Linked DNA regions of Homo sapiens: region 2 is linked to region 1. Evidence: chromatin loops called from intact Hi-C (ENCODE). Cell type or tissue: heart left ventricle. All regions are shown on one strand.

Evidence for each region. A loop is a pair of places that touch in the nucleus more often than their neighbours do. Peaks named below come from ENCODE experiments on the same cell type or tissue, not always from the same donor. Only the 100,000 strongest peaks of a DNase experiment are listed, where the experiment ranks them.
Region 2: it touches region 1 in a loop (4-fold over the local background); 55 of 110 quality-filtered maps call a loop at or near these places.

What each region holds. Positions count from the first base shown.
Region 1 is chr1:203,697,705-203,705,704 of GRCh38, reverse strand. It overlaps ATP2B4 (ATPase plasma membrane Ca2+ transporting 4), which reads right to left. Exons shown (of 21, transcript NM_001684.5): 3 at 7,351-7,548; 4 at 5,988-6,245; 5 at 5,374-5,499; 6 at 4,782-4,907; 7 at 3,626-3,661; 8 at 1,892-2,053. Among named protein-coding and RNA genes, the nearest start is that of SNORA77, 28 kb to the left of the region's middle. In heart left ventricle, a CTCF peak has its summit at 3,403 (motif pointing right); no DNase peak of the experiment used is centred here.
Region 2 is chr1:203,347,191-203,355,190 of GRCh38, reverse strand. FMOD (fibromodulin) reads left to right here and starts at 4,069. Exons shown (of 3, transcript NM_002023.5): 1 at 4,069-4,158; 2 at 6,914-7,899. The coding sequence starts at 6,921. It also overlaps the pseudogene LOC100131747. In heart left ventricle, a CTCF peak has its summit at 3,662; DNase peaks (open chromatin) are centred at 3,690 and 3,998; H3K4me3 peaks cover 3,444 bases; H3K27ac peaks cover 1,687 bases.

The DNA of each region.
Region 1 (8,000 bases):
TGGCTCACGCCTATAATCCCAGCACTTTGGGAGGCTGAGGCCGGCAGATCACTTGAGGCCATGGGATTCCTTGAGTCCAGGGGCAGATCACTTGAGGATAGGAGTTTGAGACTAGCCTGCCCAAAATGGCAAAAATCTGTCTTTACTAAAAATTAGCCAGGCATGGTGATGCACATCTGTAATCCCAGCTACTCGGGAGACTCACTTGAACCCCGGAGGTGGAGGTTGCAGTGAGCCAAGATTGCATCACTGCACTCCAGCTTGGGTGACAGAGTGAGACTTTGTCTCAAAAACAAACAAACAACAACAACAACAAGGCAAGGATTAGGAGAATAGTACAAGGGTTAGGTGGGGTAGATTTAATGTTTCAAACCTGTGTGTTTGATTCTGCACCTGCAATTCATCTCATCCATGTATAGTTTATATGCAAGAGATTTCACAGTAGTTAAAATTAGCTGGGTACCAGAATGGACATGAAGAGGTTAGGCCAACTCAGTCCAATAGATCTTTCTGTGACGCTTAAGAAGTTCTCTATTTATGCTGTCCAATATGACAGCCACTACTAGCACATGTGGCTCGTGACCAACTAAAATTTACCCCAGCAACTGGATTTTTAACTTTATTTACTTTTAATTAATTTAAATTGCAGCAGCCACATGTGGTGAGTGGCTGCTATGGTGGGCAGCATAGATCCCTGCCATCCAATGTGTGCAAACTGAATCAGCGGTGCTGGCATCCTGTGGGGGCTTATTAGGAATGCAGAATCTCGGGCTCCACACCAGACCCCCTGAACTGAATCTACACTTTAACAAGAACCCGAGGTAAGTTGTATACAGCTGTATAAAGTGCAGAGATGTGCTGATTATGATTGTGGTAAACAGAAAGGTGGAATCAGAGAATAAACAGTGGTAAAAAACTACTCTCTGGCAGGGTGCGGTGGCTTATGCCTGTATCCTAGCACTTTGAGAGGCCGAGGTGGGCGGATCACTTGAGACCAGGAGTTCGAGACCAGCCTGGCCAACATGGTGAAACCCCATCTCTACTAAAAATACAAGAATTAGATGGGCTTGGTGGTGTGCACCTGTAGTCCCTGCTACTTGGGTGGCTGAGGCAGGAAAGTCGCTTGAACCCAGGAGGTAGAGTCTGCAGTGAGCTGAGATGGTGCCACTGCACTCCATCCTGGGCAACAGAGGAAGACGCCATCTCAAAAAAAAAAAAAAAAAAAAAAAAAAAAAAAGACTGTTCCTTGAGAGATATGTCCACTAAAGTAGCAATCTTCTATTTCTTCTTCCCACTCCCCTTTCTCCCCCTCCATTGAAAGAAGGTGGTGAGACAGGAAAATGTAGAGGCAAGTGATGGAGAAGCCACTTCCTCATATGCAGAGTGCATTATTTAGTTACCTCTCTTCTGGAGAGAGCCTCTGTAACCACAGCCTTCCTTCTTCCTCCAGTCCTTACTTGGTATTTATTGCTCTGTGCTTAGCCAGATCCTACTCCTATGCTAGAGAATTGCCTGTAGCAAGCTGCAGCCTTCTCTATCTTTAAGGAATTTACAACCCAAAGCAAGAGACAGGTAAGCAGTTATTAAAGTCTTCCTTCTTGCTAATGTAAATCTCCCCTGCTGTAATATATGCTCTTTGTTTCTCATTCATTTGGATTAAGAGATCTCAGGGCCATTAACCCTTACACACAGGAAAACATTTCTCTCTGAAAAAGCCTAGGGAGCGACCAAACAGTGGCGGAGATAGGGAAACAGCCGCCTAGCCCCAACTAGCCACCCTGAAGTTTCAGCTTCTTTCTGCCAGTCTCGGTCGGTGCAGAAAGAAGGGGATAAAAGTGATGAGGATCCAAGACAACATTGATAAACCACAACGAGGCTCTACCCTACTCACCGGCTTTCCCAATCTGAACAGCCAGGCGAGTCAGCTTGCCCTGCAGCACTGACTTCTCCTTTTTAGGCACCTTGACTGCCTTCTTGTCCTTTTCCTCATTGTCGATTCCCTCCTGGCTGTTGAGTGGCTGGATTTCCAGGGCCACTCCGTCTTGGGTCTTTGCTGGAGTGTACACACAAATAGGACAGGTGAGCAGGCAAGGTGGTAGCACTGAGTGGCAGGCAGGTGGAAACCAGAAAACCTTCCTGTCTCTTTCCCGGAATATACCTTGGACCCTGACATCAGTTCCGACCACTTCCAACCCATGCTAGACATGGAACTTGCCTTCAACACTCTATTAGGGCCTTTGGAATAATATTCTAATGAGTTTAGATGAAACTGGGGTGCTTTTAGGGTATGGATTTCTTCTTCAGTGGCAGCTTCCTGGTACTACCTCAGAGTCCCAAGCTAGGTTTATTCCAGCAAGGGGATTAATCATGTCACTAAGCACTATTAAAACAACCATCCTTCCTGGAACTCAGTGCTTAAAATAGTGAATCTTTACTGCAGAAAGGGGCTGAAGGAGAGGGTTGGCAGATGTTTCTGGAGCACAAGATTGCTCTGTTAAATGGTTTATCTCTCTCTCTCTCTCTCTCTCTCTCTCTCTCTCGATTGTCAGGGAAGAAACACATACCCCCAGACCCAGGGTATTTTCCAGCCCCTTCTAGCAGTTGAGGATAGGAAAAGAAAATTCCCTTTCTTCCCTGCCTGACAAAGGTAGAGAGATACAGAGTGGGACCTGGGGTTAAGTCTTTTGGGGAAGAGGGAAGAAGCTGGTGTGAGGGACCTCCTGGAATAAGAGAAAGCAGGGATAAAGAGAGACATATAAATCCATTTTGCTTTTAAAAGAAGAGTTAAAGACCTAAAATTAAAGAATTATTTCTGTTTAGCTCTGGTTTTCCAATGTGATGACTTTATTTCTAAAGACTGCTGTGATGTGGGTTACAAAGTAAAAACAAATCTCTAGGAGCGTCACAAGACAGTAGTTCTTGCTGGCTCCCAGCACCACTCCACTTTCACTGCTATAGGGCTCAGCCCCTTGCTTAGGATACCCTTCCTGAGTAGTCCCTGCTGTCAGACTCACAAACAAGAAGACGGAGACAGAATGTGAACACAGTCACCAAAAGAGACACACACATCAGATCAGGAGGAAGAAAACAGACTGTGGCAAGAACAAAGAAGGGAGGTGGGGAGAGAGATACAGAGAAAGGGCTCTCTCCAAGCACCCCTGAGAAGACCAGCAGAGAAGGGATCCAGACCAGAAGAGGACACTTATGAGGAAGCTAGCAAGAGGACGGTGCAGGGACTACCCACCCCACCTCCCTCCACCATGAGGACCCTGAAGTCTTCCAACCCAGAAACTGATGACTGTTGGTGTTTAAATCAGGCTGAGGTCAATGAAGCAGAGTTCAGCTCCCTAGGAAGAGCAGATCAATCCTACACACTCCCCAAGACAAACCTTGACATGACATTCTGTGAGCCAACAGCAGAGGGTGCTGTTGTCCCATCTTAGATTGGGATCAGGACCTTGAGACCACCCCAAAAATCTCTGCACCTTCCTCAGGATGAGGCATCTGAGCCACAGCAGCAGATAACAGATTTATGGAGAGGAAAAGGGAGAAGGAAGATGGCCTGGAAAGGTCTGGTTTGAGTGTGGGCAGGTAGAGATGGTAAATGAGTAGTTGGAGAGGTTACCTTTGTTGCGATTTTCAGGGACTCCTTGTTTTTTACCTGTTTGAACAAGAAAGAAAAAAGTGGGGTCGAAACCCAAAGTAACTATTAAGAGATCCAATTTGTTGGTCCTGCTCAGAGCCCAGAAGGACAACAGCAAAGTGTTTGGGTTGCAGGGAAGGGACATAAATGTAAAGGAAGCTCACATCTCTGTTTTCATTCATTCTTGCTAGAGGCTGTCATGAATCCTCGGGATATCCACCAAAACGCTCATGTAGGTGAGTGCATACTCATACCTGAGGTGCTTTCTCTTGCTCCTGGCCTGAGTCACATTGCTTGGAAAAATGGGGTGGGGATTAGGAAGTGAGAGGTTTGAACCGTTTCTGCCTGATGGCAAAGACTTTGAAAGGTGTCTCCGTGTTACTTCAACAGCACCAGGCAAGCTTCCCCCTTATTCATCTGCAGGCAGCTGCAGAAATGAATTATTTAGTTCCTGAGAGAATGTGTTTTGTTTCCTTTTCATAAACTGTCCTCCACTAAACAGCTCAAGATGATTCTCCAGCCAAGTGGTAGAAACCTTCTCTCCCCTAAGGGAAGAAGGAATGCTTAGGGAAACGTGTAGACTTGGTTTTAGTATCTTCTCCTCTTTCTCCCTCTTATTCTTTCCTTCAGGAATAACTGAGTGGCAAAGACTGAACTAACTGTTCCTACTCTTCTAGCTGTGTGTCTCTTCCATTGAGAGCCTACAGTTTCGGCAGAAATCTATTTTACTCTTCTGGCCAATTTTCTCTTAGTCTTGATGGTTCGTTTAACCCCCCATCTTTGAGGAAGAAAGTTGGGGAAGGAGGGGGAGTACACGGAAGGCATTTGGGGCTACCAGCACCTAGCCAGTTTATTTAGGGCAGGCTTTATAACTCATCCCTTTACAAGCTACCATTAGACATAAAAATCAAGGCTCAAATTCAACCTGATTTGGGAGCCTAGAGCCAGGATCTGGTTTTCATCAGAGCTCCCTGGAGCCAAGGATTTACATCTTTATCTCAGCAAGGAGTTTGGATATCTGCTTTCTTCATGGCAGCAGATTCTTCCAACCATGCTTTCTATCCAGATCTGCTCCCTCGCTTCCTTGTTTGTCCATGGGGATGAGAGGAAAGAGAATCTCATTCCAGATGCCCCTTACCTTTCTTCTTTTTCTCCCCTTCGTCATCCTCATTGACCCCCAAGAGAGTAAGGATGATTCCAGTCTGAGAGTTGACACCAACAGCTGTCACCACCATCCGGCCAGAACCTTCCATGACATGGGTCCCTACACGGGAAAGGAGAAGATGGGAAGGAATGGGTTTTTTAATACCTAGACATGATTTGGTATGAAACACAAACTTAGAAGAAAAAATACTCCTCCCTACCCCATGGATAATGATGTGCTTAGCACAGTAGGAAAAGGTCAAGAGCTGGGCGCATTTAAAACAGACCAGACAAATTGGGAGTAAGGAGGAAAATGTGTCTAACCGCTTTAGGGTAAGCCCTCCCTCCTGCCCCCGCCACCCCTGCAACCAGCAAAGCCCCTTCAAGGCCCTTATAACACTTGTTTCATGGAAAACTTCATTTAGGCTGCCTGATATCCTTGTATTCCACCCACCAAAATGCTGTTGCCCCAGCTGAACCCCAGGGAAGGAGATGGGACAGAGTCAGAGGAGAGAACAGGGTCTGGATCCTGTGGCCTAGGTGTTTGCAGGGAGGTAAATGGGAACTTGGGCAGCCAGGGCCTATACCTGAGAGCAACATGGGGTCTTTGTCCAGGGACTTCTTGACATGGTCAGATTCCCCTGTCAGAGAGCTCTCATCAATCTTCAGATCATTCCCTTGGATCAGGATTCCATCTGCAGGCAGCAGATCACCTAGAGCACAAAGGGGAAGGAGGGACAGTGAAGGAGATAGTAAGAGACTGGCTGAGGGTAGGGTCCTCCAACTCCTTCAACCCTATCTCATGGCTGTTCCCATGGGCCCTATCTAGACAGCAATGGCCGAGAGTACATGGAGACTCTTTACAAGTCTTCAGCTCTGTACAATCTGGGAGAAGGTTGCTTTCCAGGCATTATAAATTCAAACTCTTATTCATCCCCAACACCTTTCCATGGCCTGAATGTTATACACTTTTAACCCTAAGACACACAGGGTACAAGTCTGACAATCTTGCGACAGAGTTTCAGCTACTCCTTTCTGAAATGGCTTCCCACAACCTCTTTAAACTCTAACCTAGAAGTGAATACAATTTTGGATCTTATCTTTTTGGGTTTTCAGCAATTCCCAGCCCCCTCATGCCAAAGGACCTATCCCTTAAATGGGGGTGGTGGTGGGGTAAGCAAAAGAAACACGGAGCTCTCACCGTATTTGACTTGGGCAATATCACCAACCACAATCTCAGCCACAGGGAGCTGGATGAGTTGACCGTTTCGGATGATGGAGAACTTTTGCTCCTGTTCAATGCGGCACTGCAGCCCCCGGAATTGCTTCTCTTTGCTCCAATCATTAAAGGCAGTCACTAACACCACGATGATCACTGAGAAAAGGATGGCTGCCCCCTCAATCCAGCCAGCTTGTGCCTCATTTTCATCTTCTGGGGTAGTTGCGACTTGACCACACACTATCCCAGGAAGGGAGAGAAATAGTCACTGAAGGGCTTTTGTTGACATTAAGAAATAGGAGTAGTGCTTCCACAATCACCCCAAGATAGAAAGTCAGGAAAAGTGAATAATAGCAAATACAACTGTTGGCTGGAAGAGGATATCAGAGGATAGCAGGATTGAGTATTGTCTTATCACTAGTGTAACTATTTATGTTAATCCAAAAGAGGCAAATGACTAAATAGTACAAACTATCAAATTTAGGGAAGTCACATGTAAGGTCACACTTATGGTTCCCAACATGGTCAGGCTTTCACTACTGTTTCCCATCATGCCAGACAATTGGTGGCAGGGGGCACTTTGAGATGTAGGGTTTTGTTGGTTGGATAAGGGTAGAGAATTCCTGGCTGGGGGTGTTGGTTCACACCTGCAATCCCAGCACTCTGGGAGGCCAAGGCAGGCAGATCGCTTGACCCCAGGGGTTTGAGACCAACCTGGGCAACATAGTGAGACCTTGTCTCTATGTTGTAAAAATTATTAAATAGGCCAGGCAAGTGGGTCACGCCTGTAATCCCAGCACTTTAGGAGGCCAAGGCGGGTGGATCACCTGAGGTCAGGAGTTTGATACCAGTCTGGCCAACATGGTAAGGCCCTGTCTCTACTAAAAATACAAAAATTAGCCAGGCGTGATGGCACACGCCTGTAATCCCAGCTACTCAGGAGGCCGAGGCACGAGAATTGCTTGAACCCAGGAGGTTGCAGTGAGCCCAGATTAAGCTGCTGCACCCAGCCTGGGTGACAGAGCAAGATTCCATTAAAATAATAATAATAATAATAATTAATAAATAAATAAAATGTCTTAAAAGGGTAGAGGATTCCTGACATTCCGAAAAAGGATTTAATAGAAGACAGAGGGTGAGGGTGGGGTGGGGAGGAACCCTTGGAATAAGGATGAGTTGGAAGAATAGCTTAGTAGCTACTGCTTGGTTTCCTTTGGAAAGCCCACTCTGGATAATGGGGGAAATGTTTTAAGCTATAACCTGTCAGCCACCAATACTAAGCGCTTGGTGGTGGTGGTGGAAAGAACCCAGATAAGAGTCACGCTGAGCTGTTTAGGACACTCACGTTCATTTTCTTCACCAGCAGGGCGATAAAAGGACAGGACCAGGGAGATGATGGCTGCAATCTCCAGGATGATAAGCGTGACATCTTGAAGAGCTTCCCACACTAATTCTAAGAAAGTCTTGGGCTTTTTGGGGGGGATCACGTTGTGTCCAAACACCTGCCTACGTTTCTCCAGATCTGCAGGGTTCCCAGACAGACCTGAAAAGGAGATAGGAGTGGATGAATGAATGTAGGAAAAAAGGAAAATGATAAAAGGCAGTTTTGAAGTGGCAGTGAGCCATGATCATGTCATTACACTCTAGCCTGGGCAACAGAGAGAGACGCTGTCTCAAAAATAAATAAAATAAAGAGGCCAGGCATGGTATCTCACGTCTGTAATCCTAGCACTTTGGGAGGCCAAGGTGGGTGAATTGCTTATGTTTAGGAGTTCGAGACCAGCCTGGGCAACATGGTGAAACCTTGTCTCCACAAAAAAGACAAAAATTAGCCAGGCATGATGTGGTGCACCTGTAGTCACAGCTACTCAGGAAGCCGAAGTGGGAAGATTGTTTTGACCTCAGGAGTTTGAGGCTGCAGTGAGCAGCAGTGATCACGTCATTGCACTCCAGCCTGGGCAACAAAATGAGACCTTGTCTCTAAAATAAAATAAA
Region 2 (8,000 bases), 350 kb after region 1:
ACTTTTCTGGGTAGGGAGGAAATAGCAGTGGCCTGAACCCCTGGAAAGTCTAAAGGTTTTCCTGGCCTGGTTGGTGGTGGTTTTTCCACCCAGCATTGAGTACTGAAGACAGACATACTCTGTGGGGAGCCAAAAATACAATTCCTTTCATAACCCTTTACTGATTGCCTACTAAGTGCCAACGCATTGTGTGCCCAGCTGGGACAGGGGCTACAGAAATGCATGACATTGCCTTTCTCTTTAGTTTATTTTCAGTCTAGTGACTGCATAGTGCTGGCTAGACACCCCCTAGAAGATACTGGTGTCCTCCTTCACATGTGGACTCCCTCAGCAAGCAATCTGGTGGACATCAATATCTCATTCTTGGCTTCCCATGTTGAAGGCAAGCTCTGAGGGCCTAGATCCAGGAACCAGGCAAACAAAGCAGCAGTGGCCAAAATGGAGGTAGAAACCTCCACTAAAGGTTAGAGAAAAGAACTTTTGAACAGTGGGTGGTTCCCTGAAACTCTGCCTTCTGACCTGGTCCCAATCATCCCTTCCATCCTTCCTTCATCCCAGGCCTGCCTTGGAACAGGATGGATAGCTAAAGACCTGGTGCACATCTCACCACTTTAGAAATGGCCAAAAAACCCCATGGAGATACTGTCTTTTTGGTGGTGCCCGGTTGGGAAGAATCCAGTCACTATTTGGTTCCCAGACTTTAGTAACTTTCATTGTTAGTAAATGCAGAATTAGTCAGCATGCTGGAATTTAAAAAAATAAACATCTGTACCCAATGGTGAATCTGTCCAGGCTATCTAGGCTCATTTAAAAGTGTTTCCCAGGCTCGGTTGCCAAGATCAGTGTCCTCCACTGAAAGGTGACTGCTTTCTGGACTCAAAAATGACTAGAAAGTTATCTGTGCATTATTCATAAGCATTTTCACAGTAAGGCCATTCTGCTTCACTCATGAGGTCAGAGTTTGCTACATTCAGATCTGCTTTATTATAATCAGGCATTATACCGAAGCCTTCTTTGTGTCTCCAACACTTAGGATCATGCCCAACACATAGTAGATGCTCAAATTTATTAAACGGAAATGAAATATGGGTGGGATGAGGAAGAGAACCCCTATACCCCAGCCCCATCTCACTTTAAAACCCCCCTGCCCCCAGATTCAGGCAGATTGGTCAATCGTAATTAATTAAGCTTCATCTTAGTCGAGGCCAGCCTGACAGCAGGGTAGTCATTGCCCCTCCACTTTGCCAATCCTCTGTGCTAGAGTTAGAGAAAAGTGTGTGGGCTTTCAAGTCATGTAGACCAAGGTTCAGATCCTTGTTTTGCCACTTACCAGCTAGTCACTTTATATCACTAAAACCCTAATTCCTTGGCTGAAAGCAGGGTCAAAAATAAAAAAAAAAAAATCCTGACAGAATGAGGTGACATAACAGAGGCAGGTCGGAGCCACTGCTGTCACCATGACCCGCAGTAACCAGCATGAGCTTACTGGCTAGAAAAATAGGAAAAAGCAGAGTGACTCAGTTAAGGGAAAACGTCGAGATGACGGGCTTTCTGCTGCTGCGGCAAGCAGAGGAGCTCAGAGACCAAGCAGCAGGAGCAGAAGAAGGCAAAAGAGAAGAAGGAGGAACCCGAGTAGCTTTGTGGCTTCATGTCCAACCCTCCTGCCCTTCGCCTATGTGACTGGAGCCAGTCCCACCACCCTCACGTTTCCTCCTGCAGTGCCCGCAGGTCCCCGCACCCATGGCCTCCTTTTGCCCTGAGTCTGCAGCGGGTCCCTTTTGTGCTTCCTTCCCCTCACGTAGCCTCTCTCCCCCTGGCCCCTCCTGGAAGTGGCGGGTGGGAGGTTACCCCTTCCCAGTGTTTTTTTATTCCTGTGGGGCTCACCCCAAAGTATTAAAAGTAGCTTTGAAAAAAAAACACTAATTCCAATGCAAAATATCTACTGTTATCTTTGATAACATAAGTAAACCACCTAGTCTATAGTAGGTGGTCAGAAAAGGCTCATTCATTAGGTTTCATCTTTTTGAAATCTCTTCTTAAATTCTGAGAATGGGTCCCTGACAAGGCCCTTTCTGACAGCCCACACGCTAAGTCAAAAGCTCAAACCTATTGGAGAAACCAAAAGGACCATCTGCCTCGACACTTCTAAATTCTTCAAATTCAAGTCATCTCAGGGTTTCTCAGTTGGTATTTTTTTAAGATAAAGGTGTTTCTTTGATGTTGGCATAAGCCAGTTAACATACTTGAGGAGAGAACATTTAGGACACATGAGTTTATCTAAGCTATTGAGATTCTGTGTGACCCACATTATAATGGTTCTCAAATGTTTTCTTCCAGCCCCTAAACTCCAGATTCAGATTCATATGTCCAACGGTCTACGTGCATCTCCAGGGGAATGCCTAGCAGGCATCTCTAACAGCATATCCAAAATGTAACTTTGGTTTTCTACCCAACTCAGTCCCACGTCACCTTTCCCATGTCAAGAAATGTTACCACCACCTACCCAGTTGCTCAAACTAAAATTCTAGGAATCATCCTTGACTTTTCCTAACTCTGCAAGACTTGTCAGTTCTCTGTCTAAAATATAAGATCTTCTCTTCCATTGCACCAGTCCAATCTGCCATTACCTCTCCTTGAGGCTGGGTTGGAGCCTCCCTGCTTCCACCCTGGCCTCCCCTTCTCCATACAGCAGCCCCTCCTACATGCTTTTAAAATGTAAATTAGATCCCATGCAAATCAGATCCCATGGCTTCTCCTGCTTGAAACATGTTTTTTTTTTTAAACATTTAGAATAGGCCGGACCGGATGACGCACGCCTGTAATCCCAGCACTTTGGGGCACTGAGGTGGGTGGATCACCTGTGTTTAGGAGTTCAAGACCAGCCTGACCAATATGATGAAACCCTGTCTCTACTAAAAATACAAAAAATTAGCTGGGCGTGGTGGCGTGTGCCTGTAGTCCCAGCTACCCAGGAGGCTGAGGCAGGAGAACGGCTTGAACCTGGGAGGCGGAGGTTGCAGAAAGCAGAGATTGTGCCACTGCACTCCAGCCTGGGCGACACAGCGAGACTCCTTTTCGATCTCCTGACCTCATGATCCTCCTGCCTCGGCCTCCCAAAGTGCTGGGATTACAGGCATGAGCCACCACGCCCAGCTGAGACTCCTTCTCAAACAAACAAACAACAACAACAACAACAAAAACATTTAGAATAAAAACCAAATCACTTCCATCGCCCAAAAGTCCTTTCATGGTACAGCTCCTGCCCAGCTTTCTGATCTTGTCTTTCCCTGGCTGAGGAATTCTATGGCTGTGAAATGGGTAGGACACAGTGAACCTCAGCTATGTGCCAGGTCAGGAGCCTCCCACACATCACCTGATACAGTCCTTGCTACAACCCAGCAAGGTAAGTGTTATTAACTCTGAATTTGTTGTGAGCATTAAGTGGAAGTGGATGATGCTAGTGCATAAGCAGTGATCAGCAAATGCTGGAGTCCCTGCCTTTCCTTTTGTTCCAGTGGTGGAGGTGGGCAGGACCTGTAGCCTAGAAAAGTCTACACTGCTTAGGGATAGAACTGGAACCAGAGCCGGCTGTCCCTTGTCATTCATGCTCCCTTATCCACTAGCCTGATGACCTGTCTATAGGGGGAGCTGAGAAGCGCGAGTTCTCGCTCTCTGGAGGGACATGTGGGTTGCTGAAGGAGTTAAGATGTCTCTTACCAAACCCTGGCCCTCCCCATCCCTGCATCTGCCTTTGTGGCTTTAATGAGAAATCCAGGCGCTTCATAAGAGACTGTACAAATAACTTCTAGGGCGCCACTAACTCATTCAGCAGAAAGGGACCCAGGGCTGCCAATGTTTCAGGGAAGATAAGTGAGTGGAAAAAAGGTGGTTTTTATAGCGTCAGGCGGACCGAAGGATTTGCGTGGTTGAGCGTGAACTCCGCCCCTGCAGCAGAGCTGAAAAAAACCAGGATCCGGGTTCCTCAGCCCCTTTTCACAATATTTGATTAGGAATTTGGGGCGGGACCCTGGTCTGGCACAGGCACGCACACTCTCAGTAGACTCTTTCACTCCTCTCTCTCTTCCTCTCTCACACGTTCTCCAACCCAAGGAGGCCAGACAGAGGGACGTGGTCACTCTCTGAAAAGTTCAACTTGAGGTAAGTATAGTCGTTTTACTTCGGGTTTGTCCCTAGCAGTTCCTTAAAAGAAATAAAGGAAAAGTGGTAGGGGATAGGGGAGATGGGGAGGCAGGGAGGGTTCATTCCTCCTTCTCCACATCTGGGCCATGACCCCAGGGATGCTGGAGAGTGGCAGAGAGGGTGTATAAGGGAGGGGTTCCAGCCCTGTACCTTTCTCTTACAGTTCCTTTATGGGTGCTGAGGGGACCTCCAATTCTCAGGCATGAAAAAGTGAAGGACCCTCTGTCTAGGGAAGCTTCTTCCCTGCTACTCATAAATCCCATCATGCTGGGAGTGTGGGCATTTTGAAGGGTATTCCAAGACCTGGATGTCCCTGCAATCTCTCTTATAGAGGGGTTTGGTACATAAATGCTATTATGGGAGAGGGGGAAACTTTTGTGTAGAATGTGTGTGTGTGTGTGTGTGTGTGTGTGTTTGGAGTGGAAAGGAGAGAATAAAAAGAAGCATTGAGAACTGGCCATGTCCAGGGAGCTGTGGATTGGGGTGGGGATGCAATCCAGGTGAGGGGATGGCCTCTGGCTTGACCTTCTCCACTGATAGGAGGGAGAGATCTTTCTCTAGAGTGGAGAAATGAAAGAACAGCAGTAGCTCCTGAGTAAACTTCCCCCAGCTGATAGTGTGGCAGTCCTGGAAACTTTCGACCTTACAGAAACTCTGAGCACAGGAGGGCCTCTAGCATTATGGGAAACAGTGTAAGACTATGCAACCCTGAAGCAACATTGCTAAGAGATGGGATGGGGTAAGGAGAGGCATAAGCTCCCCATCAAACCCTTTCAGCACCCATGGCTCTAAGAAGAGGCTGAAGTGGGCAGGGTGCACAGCCCCTAGAAAGCTGAGTCTGAAGGGGAAGGTGGCTCTTGTCTGCCAAGGTGCCCAGTCTGAAAGAAGGAGAAACGGAGACAGAGGCTCACTGTGCCAGCCCTCCAGACAGCCACCTTGGTCCTGCAACAGCCCAGGGCTGTGCATGGAAAAATGCTCTGTTGGCAGTGGGCCGCTCCATTCGTCTTCTCTCCTGGCCAGAGCCAGGAACCAGCCAGCTTGCCCAGGCAGTGGGCAGTTGGGTCAGCTTCTCCAAAACACTGTGGCTCTTTGTCTGAGGCCTGAGGCTGCCTGTGGATGAGCCAGGGTGCCTGCTCCTCTGCAACCTAGGAACTGATGGGATGAAGTGGGCCCAAGGAAACTGTTTTGAGGGGACAGAGAGGTCTGGGATGGATGGTGGTCAGGAGGTAACTCTGTTGAGTGTCATAGTTGGGGTCTTTCCCATCAGTTCACTGGATCTGATGATGTTGGCTTTTATACTCCTTTCTTTCTTCTGTTTACAGTTGCCAACCCCAGTAGGCCCAACAGCAATGTGAGGGCTGTATGTGACTCTTCCAGGCCAAGAAAGATTCTAAGGTTTCTCTGTCCAAGGGTGACACTCAGGAAGATGCCCACTGCTCACAGGAGTATGTCATGCATTGGCTATAGGTAACCAGGGTAGGGTACCCAGGCCACCCCTAGTCTCTTACCTTCCATACCTTTAGTTTCCCTCTCAGATGACATCAGACCCACATTTCCTCTTCAGTCTGCCCTGTTCCTATCTCATTAGCACAACAGGTTCAAAAGCAACAGGTTTCCAGCAATGTGGGGACCTAGACACAGAGCCTGGTCATCTAGGTGTCATCGCTGGGAGCAGGTAGCTTGGGAAAGGAGAGGAGAATGTCAGGGTCCTACCTCAAGCTGCTTTCCCTTGAGCATACACAAGAGTTTCCAATCTCTAGCTATTCTTTTGGTGTCCCTCATTCATTTCTCTTGGCCCCACATGGCTCTTGCATGATGCCCATGGTGGAGCATGAGGAGTGCTAACACCTTACTAGGCACCATGGAAGAGAGAAGCAGATTAACTCAGACTTCACACACTGAGTACCTGCTTTAGAAGGCAAGTGCCACACCCAGTGCCAGGGTCCTCAGTCTGGAAAGGATTTGTAACTGCTGCATGAAGACCCTGTCCCAGCCAAGTTGCATGTGTAGCCACAAACTGCTAACCAGTGAGTTTCCTCACTCAGCAGACTGTTACAGATGATGGCACTTTGGAGGGCAACCTGAGCCTTGTGGTGGCTGCAGAGGGACCACACTCCTCCCCAAACACTCAAGACCAAAAACTCCCAGCCTGCCCAAGAGACCAAAAGATTTTCCAGATGTAGTTCAGCTCTTCCCCTTCGATGCGTCAAGCGGCTTCTGGAGGTCTCCCATCCTAGGGCTTTCTCCTTGGACTCTTAGAAAAATACTATTTCCCCGGAACATCCAAACTGGATTTGGGTTCAGATCTGAAGAGCATCCCACTACCATCCTTACCACCACACCACAAACACAGGGATTGCTGTGGGCTTTTCAGCTTTCCCACAGGACTTTCAGAGTGCTAGAGGCTCCTAAGAATCTGCCCCTCCAAAAAAAAAATGCAGCTGTTCCCATTCAAAGACATTCTGTCTGTGACTCTATGACCAGGGGAAAATGCACTTAGCTCACCCCAAATAGCCATGGTCCGGCTGGACCAAGTGCAGAACCAGACTGGGAGGAGGCACCGAAGAAATGAGAGCAAGGCTCCTGCTCTCAGATGTTTGACATGGAAGTCAGCTCTGCATAGCTCAAAGCCTAAGGCTTGCCTACTCTGCCTCACTGCCTCTGTGGAGTCTCACTCATGCTGGCTTGCTCTGTTCTCTCCCGCTTCTTGCAGAGACAAAATGCAGTGGACCTCCCTCCTGCTGCTGGCAGGGCTCTTCTCCCTCTCCCAGGCCCAGTATGAAGATGACCCTCATTGGTGGTTCCACTACCTCCGCAGCCAGCAGTCCACCTACTACGATCCCTATGACCCTTACCCGTATGAGACCTACGAGCCTTACCCCTATGGGGTGGATGAAGGGCCAGCCTACACCTACGGCTCTCCATCCCCTCCAGATCCCCGCGACTGCCCCCAGGAGTGCGACTGCCCACCCAACTTCCCCACGGCCATGTACTGTGACAATCGCAACCTCAAGTACCTGCCCTTCGTTCCCTCCCGCATGAAGTATGTGTACTTCCAGAACAACCAGATCACCTCCATCCAGGAAGGCGTCTTTGACAATGCCACAGGGCTGCTCTGGATTGCTCTCCACGGCAACCAGATCACCAGTGATAAGGTGGGCAGGAAGGTCTTCTCCAAGCTGAGGCACCTGGAGAGGCTGTACCTGGACCACAACAACCTGACCCGGATGCCCGGTCCCCTGCCTCGATCCCTGAGAGAGCTCCATCTCGACCACAACCAGATCTCACGGGTCCCCAACAATGCTCTGGAGGGGCTGGAGAACCTCACGGCCTTGTACCTCCAACACAATGAGATCCAGGAAGTGGGCAGTTCCATGAGGGGCCTCCGGTCACTGATCTTGCTGGACCTGAGTTATAACCACCTTCGGAAGGTGCCTGATGGGCTGCCCTCAGCTCTTGAGCAGCTGTACATGGAGCACAACAATGTCTACACCGTCCCCGATAGCTACTTCCGGGGGGCGCCCAAGCTGCTGTATGTGCGGCTGTCCCACAACAGTCTAACCAACAATGGCCTGGCCTCCAACACCTTCAATTCCAGCAGCCTCCTTGAGCTAGACCTCTCCTACAACCAGCTGCAGAAGATCCCCCCAGTCAACACCAACCTGGAGAACCTCTACCTCCAAGGCAATAGGATCAATGGTGAGACCTTGGCAAAGGGAGGCGGGGACTGGCTGTCTATTTCACTTGAAAGACACTATTCTGAGTGCTAGTGGCAAAACAAAAGAAATAGAAATAGGGGA